Regions from separate parts of the Homo sapiens genome. Here region 2 is linked to region 1. Evidence: chromatin loops called from intact Hi-C (ENCODE). Cell type or tissue: heart left ventricle. All regions are shown on one strand.

Evidence for each region. A loop is a pair of places that touch in the nucleus more often than their neighbours do. Peaks named below come from ENCODE experiments on the same cell type or tissue, not always from the same donor. Only the 100,000 strongest peaks of a DNase experiment are listed, where the experiment ranks them.
Region 2: it touches region 1 in a loop (4-fold over the local background); 3 of 110 quality-filtered maps call a loop at or near these places.

The regions. Positions count from the first base shown.
Region 1 is chr11:33,326,135-33,334,134 of GRCh38, forward strand. It overlaps HIPK3 (homeodomain interacting protein kinase 3), which reads left to right. Exons shown (of 17, transcript NM_005734.5): 3 at 2,376-2,499. Among named protein-coding and RNA genes, the nearest start is that of KIAA1549L, 46 kb to the right of the region's middle. In heart left ventricle, a CTCF peak has its summit at 3,804 (motif pointing left); no DNase peak of the experiment used is centred here; H3K27ac peaks cover 388 bases.
Region 2 is chr11:33,070,326-33,078,325 of GRCh38, forward strand. It overlaps TCP11L1 (t-complex 11 like 1), which reads left to right. Exons shown (of 10, transcript NM_018393.4): 10 at 2,149-3,225. The coding sequence ends at 2,351. LINC00294 (long intergenic non-protein coding RNA 294) reads left to right here and starts at 5,825. Exons shown (of 1, transcript NR_015451.1): 1 at 5,825-8,000. It also overlaps the pseudogene PIGCP1. In heart left ventricle, no CTCF peak of the experiment used is centred here; no DNase peak of the experiment used is centred here.

The DNA of each region.
Region 1 (8,000 bases):
TTTCCTTTGCCAGAAGAGTTGTAGGGAAGAAATGGGGTGGTCCTCCCATTGGTCTAACTTCTTGAGTGTAAGGCTTTGGTTCTCAACTTTGGCTATATGTTGAAGCCACTCTTGATTCCTAAGTCTAATCCCCAGGGTTTCTGATTTAATTGGTGTAGGGTGTGGCCAGGACCAAATAATTGTAATGTGTAGCCAAGATTGAGAACCACTGCCTTAGGAGATGACAACCCCCAGTCTCAGTTAAGAAATTAGCAGGCTTATTTTGCTTAACTCTAGGTAATATACGTACTGAGAAGGTCTGGGAACCATCCCAATAGTAATGAGGATCCATAGCTCCCTGATCTTTGTTTCAAAGGTCTATTCTATACGAAAAGATACCAGAGATCCTCAGAGAAATAGCTGTTTTTAGGACTGGAGCAGGGAAAGAACAAGATGTGCCTGGAATATCTTGCTGTGTCAGAAAGCAAAGAAATAATCAGAGATTATTGTCAGAAGAACATAAAAGTCTGAGGGAGTTATGACTGGTCAAATCTGGGATTTTTTTTTTTTTCCCCCGAGACAGAGCCTGGCTCTGTCCCTCAGGCTGGAGTGCAGTGGCACAATCTCAGCTCACTGCAGCTTGGACCTCCTGGGCTCAAGTGACCCTTCCACCTCAGTCTCCCAAATAGCTGGGACTACAGGTGCGGACCATCACCCTGGCTAATTAAAAAAAATTTTTTCTTTTTTTGGAGAGATGAGGTCTCATTATGTTGCCCAGGCTGATCTGGAACTCTTGGGCTCAAGCAATCCTACCATGTTGGCCTCCCAAAGTGCTGGGATTACAGGTGTGAGCTACCACGCCAAATCTGGGAAAATCTGAGAATCAAAATAAGTAATTATAGTCATGGATTATAACTCATTGAACAAAGTAGGAATCCTTTAATCTGTACTCATACAGGTAAATAAATGAAAAAAATGAAAGTTTGATAAGAAATGGATTATTTATATAGTTTCAATTTGAGATCCCACAAAATACTTAATTAGAAAGAGAAAAGTAGGAACTTAGTAGTAGAGAAATATAGCAGACATCATGTGATCAAAGTAAAAATTATTAGTAATGGAACATATCAGAATTGCATGCCTAATAAGATACAATGAGAAAACATGATCACTTCTGTGATGTTCCTCTGAATCTAATTATGAGGAAACATCAGACAAACCCACACTGAGGGACGTTTCTTCAAATATCTGTCCTGTAATATGTTATACAAAGGTCATGGAAATCTAGACAAAACTTAGGAATTATTCCATATTGAAAAAGACTGAAAGAGATAGGACAACTAGATGCAATGCATGATCCTGAGTTGGATCCTTTTGCCAAAAAGGACGGTATTAGTATAATTGGCCAAACTTAAATGGAGTCTGAAGCTTAGAAGGTGGAGATGTATCAGAGTTCATTTCTTGATTTTGATGATTGTATTGTGGTTATGTAGGAGAATATTCTTCTTTGTAGGAACTATAAAGTATACAGATATTTGGCAAGTTATTCTCGGGTGATTTAAGGAAAAAATATGTACTGTTCTTGCAACTTCTCTGTAAGATTGAGATTGTTTTAAAATTAAACACATGCACACTAATCTAGGATAACTGTGATCCATATGACTTCTTTGGAATTACACAGCTGTACATGGAGTCTGTCTTAGAACATGAATCTTCTCAAGGGAAATCCATATGAAGGTGCAACATAATTTATCTAGGAATAATATGTTTCTTGGAGTACATTTCCCAAATGACCAAACACTTTTAAGTGCTGAAATGCTTTTTAACTATGTTGTTATATGCTGTATACTTGTCTGCCTTTTAAGACAGAATACACTGAATTTAGTTTAATCTCTTGGATGACTAATGGCTCCAATTAGGTAAATATTTATTACTGTATTCTGAAGTAATATCTAGGTCTAGATTCACTTTTAGCCTTTGAGGATTTTGCTTTGTTTTTGTTTTCTCTCTCAATGTCTGGTTTTCAGTTCTGCTGATGTCATAGTATGTATTTAATAGTTTGCCAGTTCTCTTCCTATTGTGTTATTTCTGATCTGCTGTAGTCTTAAAAACAAGATGTATGTTTTTCCTTTTTCAAAAAATGTTATGTTAGTAAAACTATAAGGGAAAAGGATTACAGTGGAAGAGACTTTATTATAGAAATGTTGTACTCATAGTACCCCTTTCAGATTAATTCAGGATTATGTCTAGGTTTCAAAGAGTTCTGAAATAGTGAAGAGTTCCTATACATAGAATGTGATACCTCTGTCATTTTACCAACTTCCTAGAATGCCAGTTGAAATTAGGTAATTTTAGAGAAAAACCACCCTGATTTTTGTTTTAATTTTAAATTTCAGAGCTCCAGAGATTATATTGGGGTTGCCATTTTGTGAAGCCATAGACATGTGGTCATTGGGATGTGTGATTGCAGAATTATTTCTTGGATGGCCGCTCTACCCAGGAGCCTTGGAGTATGATCAGGTAACAAATAATGATAATCTAATAGAATTGGTAAAAAGTAAAGAATAATAACAGACTTACAGGAACACATGGCTGCAGGTGTACAATACACTGGAAAGTCTTTTTAACATAAAGTGGCAGAATCTGGGATCTTGTAGAATTGATTTTGAAAACTGTTTTATAATGCTGAAGTAAGTTTTCATAAAGTTACAGCCTATAGAATCTCAAAACCAGTTTTGTAAAATTATTGGGAAAATTTTATACTGTAAACATATAAAAGGTTGGATTGTGTGTCCATTTAATTAATTGTGCTTTGCTTGGGTGACAAACTTTGATGTGTGAAACGTCAGCCCCTCCCAAGGCATAAAAGCTCCTAAAAGGCGTTATAACTTTTGGTCTTAAACCAACTGCCATTATTGGTGTTTTAAATACCTCAGTAACTTGAACTCTTCTCAGTCTTTTTAGCTGTTTTGAGTGGTGCTGAAATTCTCTTTTAGCACTGTTTAATGATTCTCGGTAGAATTCAGCAAATTACCTTATTAAGCACACTTTTCATGGTAGTTTTCAGGTATATTCATTAGCCTTTCTGTACTATTAAACAGTGTTGTGTGCTAGTAGTCTTAAATATTAATACCAAGATTATTTTTTGGAGAAACTGCCATCTTATTTATTATTCTTTGAGTATCTTTGAGATAATGTACTCAACTCATTCTAATAGAAAATGCTAGTCAAAATCAACAAAGTAGTTACATTAATTTTGTCATTCTGATTAGTGAATATTTTTATTTAGATGATATTTAACTTTCAAGCAAGAAAAAATAGAAAATAGAAGAATTTAAAGCACCTATTACATAATCATGATTATAGCCTTGTATTTTAGGGCTATTTTCTCTATCAAGAGGAAAAAGAGAGGTAATTAATTTAGGTGACTTAAATGTTCCTGAGATGACTCTGTCATTTAATACTGATTATTAGATTAGATGTTATCATTGACTTTAATCTCTTGTCATCATCCATGAACCTTCCCTTTTAGGTTAGGTTTTCCATATTCTCTACCTTCCCTCCTCCATGTTCAGAATTCCACTGGGTTTCTGTAAAATTTTCCATACATCCTGTCTTCTTTCAGCTTTCTACCCAATTACTAGCTTTGATACAGATGCAAGACTACCGTCAGTTCTGAACGAGTTAGTAATTGAATCAGAGTCCCATAATCCTTTAGCTGTTGGAATACTGAGGCACCAGTAAAATGCTAGAAATACACCCTTGGCTTTGTAGATTAGCCTATGGCATGCATACCGCCCTGGAGCAGGACACCCTCTAGTGGCAATTTCAAGTTGATTTGTTATTATACTCGATTAGGACTTCACAGTTCATCTTGGACAACTGATATTAGTATTGAAAAGGACCCCAGAGATTACCCAGTAACTGCCCCCTTTTCATTTTATAAAGGAGAAAACTGAGGCCCAGAAAAATGAATTCACTTGTCAAAAGTCACAATAGTAATTTTAAAGACAAAGCCTTGACCAAAACTCAGTTTTTCTAAATTTTATAATGAATGTTTGTTTTTTTTAAACTAAACTTGGAACAGGTATTATCTGATCCAGATTGACAATGTTTTCAGGATGTATATTACCAAAGGGATTAAAAAAAGTCATTGGCCCTTGGCATATAGCATCAATAGTCTCACAGTTCAGTGGGGTTTTTTTGTCTTTGTTTGTTTTTCTTTTTTCTTTTGAGATGAAGTCTTGCTCTGTCGCCCAGGCTGGAGTGCAGTGGCGTGATCTCAGCTCACTGCAACATCCGCCTCCCGGATTCAAGCGATTCTTCTGCCTCAGCCTCCTGAGTAGCTGGGATTACAGGCACACACCACCATGCCCGGCCAATTTTTGTATTTTTAGTAGAGATGGGGTTTCACCATGTTGGCCAGGCTGGTCTCGAACTCTTGACCTTGTGATTTGCCTGCCTCAGCCTCCCAAAGTGTTGGGATTACAGGCGTGAGCCACTGTGCCCCGCCCACAGTTCAATGTTTTAAAATATTTTACAAAATACATGAATGCAAAGCAAATAAATTGTAGTGATTTTGTGGGCGTCTTTGTTTTGGCCCTAATCTGGGACTTTAAGCTCATTTTCAAGCATGGTATTTGTTATAAAGGCTTTGATAAATTTTGATAATTTTTTTTTTTTTCCCTATCAGTCTTAACTTGGTTTAGGACTTTCAAGTGCTTTTTTTTTTGCACTTGTTAAAATGTTCACATATGTTTTTCTTTTTTCTTTTTCTTTTTCTTTTTTGAGACAGGGTCTCACTCTGTCGCCCAGGCCTGAGTGCAGTGGTTCCATCTCGGCTCACTGCAACCTCCGCCTCATAGGTTCAAGCAATTTTTCCACCTCAGCCTCCTTAGTAGCTGGGACTACAGGTGTGTGCCACCATGCCTGGCTAATTTTTTATTTTTAGTAGAGATGGGGTTTCATCATATTGACGAGGCAGGTCTTAAACTCCTGATCTCAAATGATCCACCCACCTTGGCCTCCCAAAGTGTTGGGAATACAGGCAAGAGCCACTGCGCCTGGCCACATATGTTTCTCAGAACAGCTTTAGTCTGTTTATTAATGTGTTTGACTTTCATAGATTTTCCCCATCTCGCTAGATTGTGATCACCTAATGTTAGGATGTGAAAGGGCCACCAGTAGGGTATGTCTCTCTCTATTATCTGTTCCTTATTCCAGTAATCAGCTGCCTAGATATACTTGGACACCCCAACTGGGGAGTTGGTATTTTTTTTAGACAGGGTCTCAGTCTGTCATCTAGGCTGGAATGCAGTGGCATGATCATAGCTCACTGCAGTCTTGAACTACTGGGCTCGAGGAATCCTCCTACCTCAGGCTGTGCCCAGTAGCTGGGGATACAGGTGTGCACCAGCATGCCTGACTCATTTTTAATTTTTTGTAGAGATGGGGTCTCTTTCTCTATGTTGCCCAAGCTGGTCTCAAAGTCCTGGGCTTAAGCCATCCTCCCGCCTGGACCTCCAGACATGCTGGGATTACAGGTGTGAGCCACTGCACCTGGCCTGGCAGTTTTTTTCTAATTATTATTTTTTGCCTTACAGTGGCAGTGCAGTGGGCAATAGTAATATTAACTAATTAATGCTTACTGAGCTCTTTTATGTACTAGGAACTGCTGTTAACACTTTATATTAACTCATTTAATGCTCGTAACAACCCTATGAAGTACACACTACTGTTGCCTCCATTTTATAGATGTAAACTAAAGAGTTCTTAACAGTATATCATATTCTTCTTTAGAGACAGAGTCTTTCTCTGTTGCCCTGGATGGAGTGCAGTGGCAGGATCATGGTTTACTGCAAAGTTGAACTCGTGGGCTCAAGTGGTCCTCCTGCCTAGGCCTCCCAAAGTGTTGCAATAACAGGCACGAGCCACCGCGCCTGGCCAAATTATTATATTTTTAAAAGCCAAATTTGAGTCAGCAGGAAAAATATTCAAAGTATTTTAATTCTTCATTATAGGGTTTGTGTTCTAGCCCTTTAATCATATTTATCATGTCTTAAAACCTTTCCAATGCCATTTTCTCTTTGGATTTTAGATTCTGTAAGTAGACACTGACCGTGTTGAAAATTTATAATTTCATATTTTCTTGTATGTGCATTTTATTTCCGTTTATATAGACATCTATATTTAGTGTGTGTGGTTAGGGAAGATCCTACCCACCAATTGTTACAGTGCGTGAATCCCTTCCTGTCTTGATTGTAGATAAACTGTCTTATTAGTGTTCTATTTACAGGACTTATATTTACTAGGGACATATCAAAAGTATTCTAGGGAATTAAGGACTATTTTATGGATGGATGGATGGTTGAATGGATGAATGGATGGATAGACGGATGGACAATAGTTGGTAAATGTTCATTATTTCTCCAAAATGTTTGTTGGAGTTTAGATAGAATGTTATCCAGAACAACTAAGAGTCTGACTTTATATTCAAATTATATTTGGTAATTTCAAGTCTTATGTAAGAAAAATAAAGTTCACTATTTCAACTGCAGAGAAAATAAATCTTTCAAGATTTCTATTTTTGTCAGGCTATTTAGCAAAGAGACCCACACAAGCTGGCCCAAATAAGGGGACATTTATTTATATGTGTGGATGTATTAGGCCATTTGCATTGCTATAAAGGAATACCTGAGTAATTTATAAAGAAAAGAGATTTAATTGGCTCACAGTTCTGCAGGCTGTACAAGCAGGGCTCCAGCATGTGCTTCTGGTGAGGGTCTTAGGTAGCTTACAATCATGGCAGAAGGGAAGGGGAGCAGGCGTTTCACATGGTGAGAATAGGAGCAAGAGATGGGGGAGATGGGTACTACACACCTTGAAACAACCAGATCTTGAGAGAACTCACTGTTGGGGGGACAGCACCAAGCCATTCATGAGGTATCGGCCCCTATTACCCAAACACCTCCCACCAGGCCCTACCTCCAACACTGGGGATTATATTTCAACATGAGATTTGGAGGGGACAAACATTCAAACTATATCAGTGGACTATCACAAGGATCTAAGAATGGAACTATAATATGACTGGGATTTGTGAAGTATGGAATTGAAGGTGCTTTTCAAAGTAAGGCGACACGAGAGGAATTAACAGATGTTGGTAGAACTTCACTGGTACTGGACCATCAGTGTGACTTGGCTGTTCTTCAAGTGCCTTTGTCTATTCTGATCTGAGTTTCTGCTCACCTTACCTTTGATTAGGTTTCATGACCATAAAACTCCGGCTCTACCTAATAACCCTTTAGCTCATCCCCCAAGAGTCATTGGTATTTCTTAGTTCACATTTCTGACATAGTTAATCTGATTGACTTAGTTTTTTTCTAGTTGAGTTCATGAGGCCAGTTTAGAATTATGTGTCAGATTCCCATTCTTCATCCACTGGAGATGGAGGAAGGCAAATATATTTATATATTAGGGGTTCTAGATGGAACATTTTTCTCTTCAAAAGACTGGGCAGACAGTATGACAAGTAATAAACTCAGATTTTCACTGGCCACTTTTGTTTGTTTGTTTGTTTTTTGTTTTACAGAGCCATCTCAACTCCTGAGGTACATTAATTGCTCTATTCTCTTTGCTTTTTTAGCACTTTGTTTTCTTCTTCACAATGGCTTACTAGCTTAATTGCAGATTATATGCTTAAATATTTTTCTGTTCTACTGAATTGTGCTTTTGAAGATTGGCACCATATTTATCTACATGTCTTTAGCATCTAGCAAATAATAGATGCTCTGTTTGTTGAAATTGAATTGTTGATGGCTTTTCTGTCTGATGCAGCATCTAGGCACCAAACTCTTAGTACTTTTTCCTTCCATTTTTCTGTTTCCTTAAAATAAGGAAGTTAGCTACTTAGTGGGTGGGAGGTGGGGAGAAAGAACAGCACTTTAACGAAATGAAGCCAGTTTGTAATGTGGAAGTTTTCGTTGTCATTTTATATAAAATTGGGGATACAAATGTGGATA
Region 2 (8,000 bases), 260 kb before region 1:
ACAATACAAAGATTTCTACTTCAGTGAGGCTGCCAGCCCTGGGAACCTTAGAGAACCAAACTAACTTAAGAATAAGGGTGCTGAGCACAGTGGCTCATGCCTATAATCCCAACATTTTGGGAGGCCGAGCCGGGCAGTTCACCTGAGATTGGAAGTTCGAGACCAGGCTGACCAACATGTAGAAACTCCGCCTTTACTAAAAATGCGAAATTAGCCAGGCATGGTGGTGCATGCCTGTGATGCTAGCTACTTGAGAGGCTGAGGCAGGATAATCGCTTGAACCTGAAAGGTGGAGATTGTGGTGAGCCGAGATTGTGCCATTGCACTCCAGCCTGGGCAATAAGAGCTAAAGTCTGTCTCAAAAAAAAAAAAAAAAAAAAGAATAAGGGTGATAGGGCCAGGTGTGATGACTCATGCCTGTAATCCCAGCATTTGGGAGGCCAAGGTGGGCAGATTACCTGAGGTCAGGAGTTTGAGACCAGCCTGGCCAACATGGTGAAACCCCGTCTCTACAAAAAATACAAAAATTTCCTGGGCATGGTGGCGTGTGCCTGTAATCCCAGGTACTCGGAAGGCTGAGGCAGGAGAGTCACTTGAACCCAGGAGGCGGGGGTTGCAGTGAGCCGAGATCGCGCCACTGCACTCCAGCCTGGGAGACGAGGGAAACTCCATCTCAAAAAAGAAAAAAAAAAGAAGAAGGGTGATAGGGCTGGGTGCAGTGGCTCACTCCTGTAGTTCCAGCACTTTGGGAGGCGGGGGCAGACGGATCACTTGAGGTCAGGAATTCAAGACCAGCCCGGGCAACATGGTGAAACCCCGCCTCTACTAATAATACAAAAATTAGCTGGGCATGGTGGCATGCGCCTGTAATCCCAGCTACTCGGGAGGCAGAGTGGGGAGAATCGCTTGAACTCGGGAGGCGGAGGTGTAGTGAGCTGAGATTGTGCCACTGCACTGCAGCCTGGGCGACAGAGTGAAACTGTGTCTCGAGAAAAAAAAAGAGTAAGGGTGTTAGGCCCTGTCCTGTCAGCAGTTTCTGTCTGTGTTGTGAGGCTCAGGAGGGTATAAGTTATTTGCACCTGAGAGGATTCCCCAGGCAGGAGGCAAGGCATGTAGTTTGAAAAAGTCTATTCCATATAAATGTCTCTGTTGTTTTTGTGATAAAATCTGCAAGAAGTGTGGCTTGATCAAATCTTTTTTCATGAGGATACACAAGAGTACAAAAGCATTGTGAAGGGGAATGGACTAGAAAAGCATCAACCTAAATTATTCCTCCAAGTAGGACAAGTTTACAAATGCCCATGACTTCCATGCAGGCATCAGAGAAGGAAGCACGAGCTGCTTTCATGGAGGCTTAGTAGGAAAAAAGTCTTTTTTGAACCTGTAATTCCTGCTTTAATCTTCCACCTTTTTATGTGATCGTCAGCGATGGCTAACAATGGTCTCAGGATGTGTTGCTCCTCGGAGAGCAGAGCATGTCTCCAGTCTTCCTTTACTCACTCATGCATTCATTCATTTTTTTTGTTTTGTTTTGTTTGGGGACAGAGTCTGGCTCTGTCGCCCAGGCTGGAGTGCAATGGCATGATCTCAGCTCACTGTAACCTCCACCTCCTGGGTTCAAGTGATTCTTGTGCCTCAGGCTCCCGAGTAGCTGGGACAACAGGTGTGCGCCACCACACCTGGCTACTTTTTATATTTTTAGTAGAGACGGGGCTTCACCACAATGGCCAGGCTGGTCGAACTCTTGACCTCAGGTGACCCGCCCACCTTAGCCTCCCAAAGTGCTGGGATTACAGGCGTGAGCCACCGCGCCTGGCCACTCATGCATTCATTCTTGCATTCCAAGTGTGTTTGAGCTTCTCCTGGGAGCTGGGTCTCATGCCAGTCACTGTGCTGAGTGCTGAGGAGACATGATGAACAAGATGAGCATGGCTCCTACCTTCATGAAACTAACCATCTAGAGGGGAGAGAAAACATTATAAATGGGATGAATATGCAGAAGTGCAAGGTGCTGTGGGTATCTGGTCTGGGAGTATTGATCGGGGACAACTTCCCCTAAGAGGTGATGGTTAAGCTAAGAACTGAAGCACAGTAAGGTTTGTAAGGTGAAGGACAAGAAACAACTGACCACTTTCTTTTTTGTCACAGAATCTCGAATCCTGACCTTCTTAGAAACCTACCTTGCCTCGGGTCATCAGAAGCCATTGCCCACAGTCCCTGGGGGACTCAGTCCAGTTCAGAGAGAGCTGGAGGAAGTTGCTATTAAATTTGCTCGCCTGGTCAACTATAACAAGATGGTCTTCTGTCCCTACTACGATGCAATCCTGAGTAAGATCCTCGTCCGATCCTAACGTGTATGCACCCTACAGCAGCAGTATTACTCACTAGCCACAGAATACCTGTTCTGTACTCTAATGTTGCATTGGAAAATGGCTATATAGTACATGTCTATTTAACAGCACCGATTCCAAAGGGAAGAATATTGTGTATCACTGTTGAAAAGACTTGTTGAGAAATCCACTGAATTCTATTTTGAGAGATTGTATTTATGAGTGCAAGTTTACAAATCAAAGAAGCATTTTGTTCTCGAGTTTTACAGGTAACACTCAGCTGTTGTCTCCACTCCTCCCCCATCATGTCCTTCCAAGGAGGCTGGGACCTCTCTCTTCTGCAATCTGGGTAGTTCTTTCAGATGCCTCATGCTGAGCTGACGGCCATCCAAGCGCAAAAGAGACCAAGCCATGGCCTCACCTCCTGCCCTCCCTCAGACAGCCTTGTCCCTCACCCCTCCCTTCTGGTATTTTTGTTAGAAGGGCTATATAACGTCTTATTGCCATTTTCTCCCCCTATTTATTGCTTCCTCCCTGCCTGGCCTAGCCAGGGCTCCCAAGCCCTTTTTTCTAGAGGAGAGTTATTTGTCTCTCTCTCTTTTTTTTTTTACTTTCTTTTTTGTATTTAAACATTCTTTTAACCTTCCCCCAAAGATACAGTTATTGGACTTTAAAAAGCTTGTTCTTTTATACAAAATTACTCCTGCATCTGGTTGAGAGCAGTTATGACTTATGAGATCTAGTGAAAGGAAAGTCTTTGACTTTCAAGCCTTGAAAGTCAAGGAGGAAATGTATTGAAAAATAGTTTACTGTAATGTGAACGAAGAGAAATGTCTGGAATTCTTACTGAAAAATTGACCCTGAGACAATACACAGATGTGATGATTGAATTAAATTCTGGAATTAGATTTAACTGTTTTCAGATAAAATAGCTTGAGTTCACGAATCTCCTAGATGAGGAAGTCATAGGAAATCCCTGGTGTTTGAGCATTATTTTTCAAGGAACTTCAGTGACCAGAATTCCTGACATGTCCTCTGAGCGTGAGTGATTTGGGTCTCATAGACGATCTGTTCTTTTTTTTTTTTTTTTTTTTTTTTTAAAGTGTACACATGTATGTCTGCATTTTAGACAGGGATGTTATATTAGAAGCAGAGCCATGAAGTTGGAATGACCAACTGCCACAACAGCAAGGGGTAAGACTATATTACTGTATGAGTAATGCAGTAATATCGGCACCTGAAGCCTTCTGTACAGGAAGCTAAGAGAAACTTACAAGTTAGCCGGGCGTGGTGGCTCACGCCTATAATCCCAGCACTTTGGGAGGCCGAGGCAGGCAGATCACCTGAGGTCAGGAGTTTGAGACCAGCCTGGGCAACATGGTGAAACCCCATCTCTACTAAAAATACAAAAATTAGCTGGGTGTGGTGGCACGCGCCTGTAATCCCAGCTACTTGGGAGGCTGAGGCAGGAGAATCGCTTGAACCCGGGAGGCAGAGGCTGCAGTGAGCTGAGATAGCACCACTACATTCCAGCCTGGGCAACAGAGTGAGACTCTGTCTCAAAAAAAGAAAAAAGAAAAGAAACTTGGAAGCCATTTCAGAAAGACTCCAGGAAGGCCAGCAGCCACTCCTGCACAACCAGGGGGAAGGGCTACATTTTACTGCAAGCAGCTGTTTTCTCTGATCCTTCTTTGTAAGGAAGTGCAGTGATTTTGTGTTTTGAAGGAAGACTTGAAGAAGCAGTTGGGTAGGTATTCCAATAGGACTGATGGGGAGGAAATCAGATACTCCATGAGAAGGATTTCAGACCTGGTAGAGTCAGAATACATTCTGCTTTCAGGATTTTTGAGATTGCTGATGGTCCCAGGGTTTATACAAGGACTTGGATCTGGCTATAGAAACTCAGGTAGAAATTACATGTATGCAGATCAGCACTGATGTTGGTTCTAATCTATAATGATGTGATAAATTAAAAAAACAAAACAAAAAACAGGGCTGGGCATGGTGGCTTACACTATAATCCCAGTACTTTGGAATGCCAAGGCAGGAGCATCATCTGAACCCAGGATTTCAAGTCCAGCCTAGGCAACATAGTGAGATCATGTCTCTACAAAAAATACAAAAAAAATTAGCCTGTTGTGGTGGCACACAGTTGTACTCCCAGCTACAAGCTGAGGCTGAGGCAAAAGGATCACTTGTGCCCAGGAGTTTGAGGCTGCAGTGAACTATGATCATGCCACTGTACTCCAGCCTGGGTGACAGAGCCAGACCCTGTCTCTCCTTAACAAAAAAAAGTAGAGCCAGATGTATCTTTTTGGGTCCCAGGCAGGAGACTGGAGAATCTGGGTCACTGTAATCTGGCAGACTGGCTGCATTTTGTGAGGGTACTTTTATTCATATTTATTTATTTTTGTTTGTTTGAATGCATTATTATTTTTTTAATAGAAACCACATCACTTCATTTGTTACAGCGAATAATTCAAGAGGGTCCCAGAAAGCTTTTTCATCCACAGAATTACAGAAAGGATAAGCACCCTCACCACCCAAGCCTTTGGTTCATTTTTTATTTTTTCAAGACGGAGTCTTGCTCTGTCACCCAGGCTGGAGTGTGGTGGCGCGATCTCAGCTTACTGCAACCTCCATCTCCCGGTTTCAAGCGATTCTCCTGCCTCAGCCTCCTGAATAGCTGGGATTACAGGCACGCGCCACCATGCCCGGCTAATTTTTGGATTCTTAGTAGAGACGGGGTTTCACCATGTTGGCCAGGCTGGTCTCGAACTCTTGACCTCGTGATCCATCCGCCTCGGGCCTCCCAGAGTGCTGTGATTACAGTCGTGAGCCACCACACCCGGCCTGTCTTTAAGTTTTATACTAGTTAGGAGGCTAGTCTATCAGAATGTCCCTAATTTAGCTGAGGAACCTAGACAAGTCTTCCTTGATTTCAGCTTCATCCCAAGGCCTCTGAATATTTTCTTTAAAAAGCTGCAGGCGAATGAGGTAAAATGGACAGAGACATGAGATAGAAATCAACAGAAGGGCAAAGAGTACGGCTCCCACAGCACTAATAGGCAGTAGGCCTTCCAAGACCGAAAAGGCAAAAAGCAGTGTGACCACCACATAGCCCTTGGGAGTCCGTGCCTTTAGTTTCTTCTGTAGCATGAGCCACAGGACAAAAATCTGGATGGCAAGTGTTCCCATGATGAAGACATGCAGGGACTGGGGAAGGTGGAAGCCAAGCATCCAGAAGCAAAGATGGCCATGTTCAAGGATAGTGTGCTGGATACAGTGGATACAAAGGCATCATTGGCACCATAGTTAAAAAAGATGAGGTGGCCTACCAGCATGAAGACTGACATGGCATAGATGGTGTCAGTGCTGACAGACTCTGTCAGGGTCTTAGCACTGGTGAAAAGCCATAAGTGAAAGTAATGAAGACTAGGGCACTCTTCAGGTCAGCCCACCGGGTCCACCCACTCTTCTGCCCTTCACCTCCATCAGTGAGATCAAACAAAACATACCCAATCAGTGAAGAAGCCAGGCCAGTCCCAAAAAGCCATTGGGGGGCCAGAAGACCCTCATCCATATACCACCAGATAACCAGAAAAACAAAAACACTGCACAGCTGCGGGATCACCACACTGGACTCAAATACCATAGCCCAATATTGGTATTTCCGAGCATGGATGTTTTTCCAGAGCTCTTCCAGGAACCGCCGGTCCACAAAGTTATCAGGAAAGGGCTGTTGCTCATACAAGACCCTCTGCCACTTTACCTCCTTGGTGTTTGTTACAGGTTGGGTACACATAATCCTTTCATTCAAACTCAGGCTAGTTTAATCATCCCTCTCACAGAGGTCCATGTGGTTCTTGTTGATGACATTTTGAAATGAGACCTCCCTGGAAATTCCATGCCTTGGTTGATATTCTGCTGACCTTTCCTTGTTTTCAAAGGCAGCAATCCAGGCCAGGCCTACAATAGATGAGTTTGTCTCTGAGGCAGGATATAATACAGCCAAGTTCCTGGGGATGCGTGACTGGGAGATGGCAGTTGCCTGCCTTTTTCCTTGTAAGGGTTTTTTTTTTTTTTGAGATGGAGTCTTGCTCTGTCGCCCAGGCTGGAGTGCAGTGGCGCGATCTCGGCTCACTGCAACCTCTGCCTCCCAGGTTCACGCCATTCTCCTGCCTCAGCCTCCCAAGTAGCTGGGACTACAGGCGCCTGCCACCATGCCTGGCTAATTTTTTTGTATTTTTAGTAGAGACGGGGTTTCACCGTGTTAGCCAGGATGGTCTCGATCTCCTGACCTCGTGATCCACCCGCCTTGGCCTCCCAAAGTGCTGGGATTGTAGGCGTGAGCCACTGCGCCCTGCCATGAGGGTACTTTTAAAGAAGATAACATCTTCCATGGTGTATTCAATGAGGTCGTGTCTGGAATTGTTCCCTTAAGGTGGAGGCTGCTCTGTGGCCACTGTGCCTGGCGGTTGTATGATCCTGGGTTCCTGGGCAGAGAAGCCTCAGCCTCAGAGTGTTTGGGGCCTTTTCCTGCCGCTCCAAGGCTGAAGGAGAGGAGCTTAACCCCAACTGCACAGCGCTGATCACCACTTCCTGCAGTCATTCTTCCTAAATCTCAAAAACTCTTCTTTTGTAAGAGTAGATTCTTGCAAGATATTTTTCCCCTCCTGAGTTCTTACATTGCCAGAGTTCCATTTGGACCGTTTGAAATCTTGATGCATGAATAACTGGCTTCACAGACTCTTGGCCGCCCACTACCTCGGTGTCCACTGGTGGAGTTCTGCAACTGGCAAAAGTCAAGAATGAAGGAAGCAAACTTCAGAACCACAATATTCATATTGAATCATTTTGTTGTTGCTCTATGAAGATAAGCTAATTTTCTTCCTGGAATCTCATAGGATTATTACTAAGGGCCAGGGAGATCCACTTCGTTCATTTAGTCACTCAGGAAGCATTGCTAAGCATCCCCCTGTACCTTCCCCTACAGCTCTCCTTCCAAAACGAAACATCCTTTGGAGTGTGTTGTCCTCCAGAATCGAATGGATTCTATATGCTGCATTCAGTAACAGGTTGTGGAGACAAGTGTCTTTTCCTGAAATTGCTAAGTGTATTTGGCAGTACTTTACTACTTGTGGATAGAACTGAGAGTGAGGTCAGTATCACCAAGCCTCTTGGATTTCTTCAGTAGTCTCATGGATAAGTGAATGTTTAAAGTAACTACTACTTTGTTGGCTCTTGGTTGGGTGGATGGATTCTCAGTCCTGGTGTTTTTAAAAATCTCATTCCAGCCGGGCGCGGTGGCTCACGCCTGTAATCCTAGCACTTTGGGAGGCTGAGGCGGGCAGATCACCTGAGGTCAGGAATTCGAAACCAGCCTTACCAACATGGCAAAACCCATCTCTATTAAAAATACAAAAATTAGCCGGGTGTGGTGGCACGTGCCTGTAATCCCAGCTACTCGGGAGGCTGAGGCAGGAGAATCACTTGAACCCTGGAGGTGGTGGTTGCAATGAGCCGAGATTGCGCCATTGCACTCTAGCCTGGGTGACAGAGCGAGACTCCGTCTCAAAAAAAAAAAAAATCGCATTCCGTCTAAAGCAAGCTACAAAATGTGATTATTTATGTCACGATATGACCCAGCCATAAATGTACTTCAGGTAA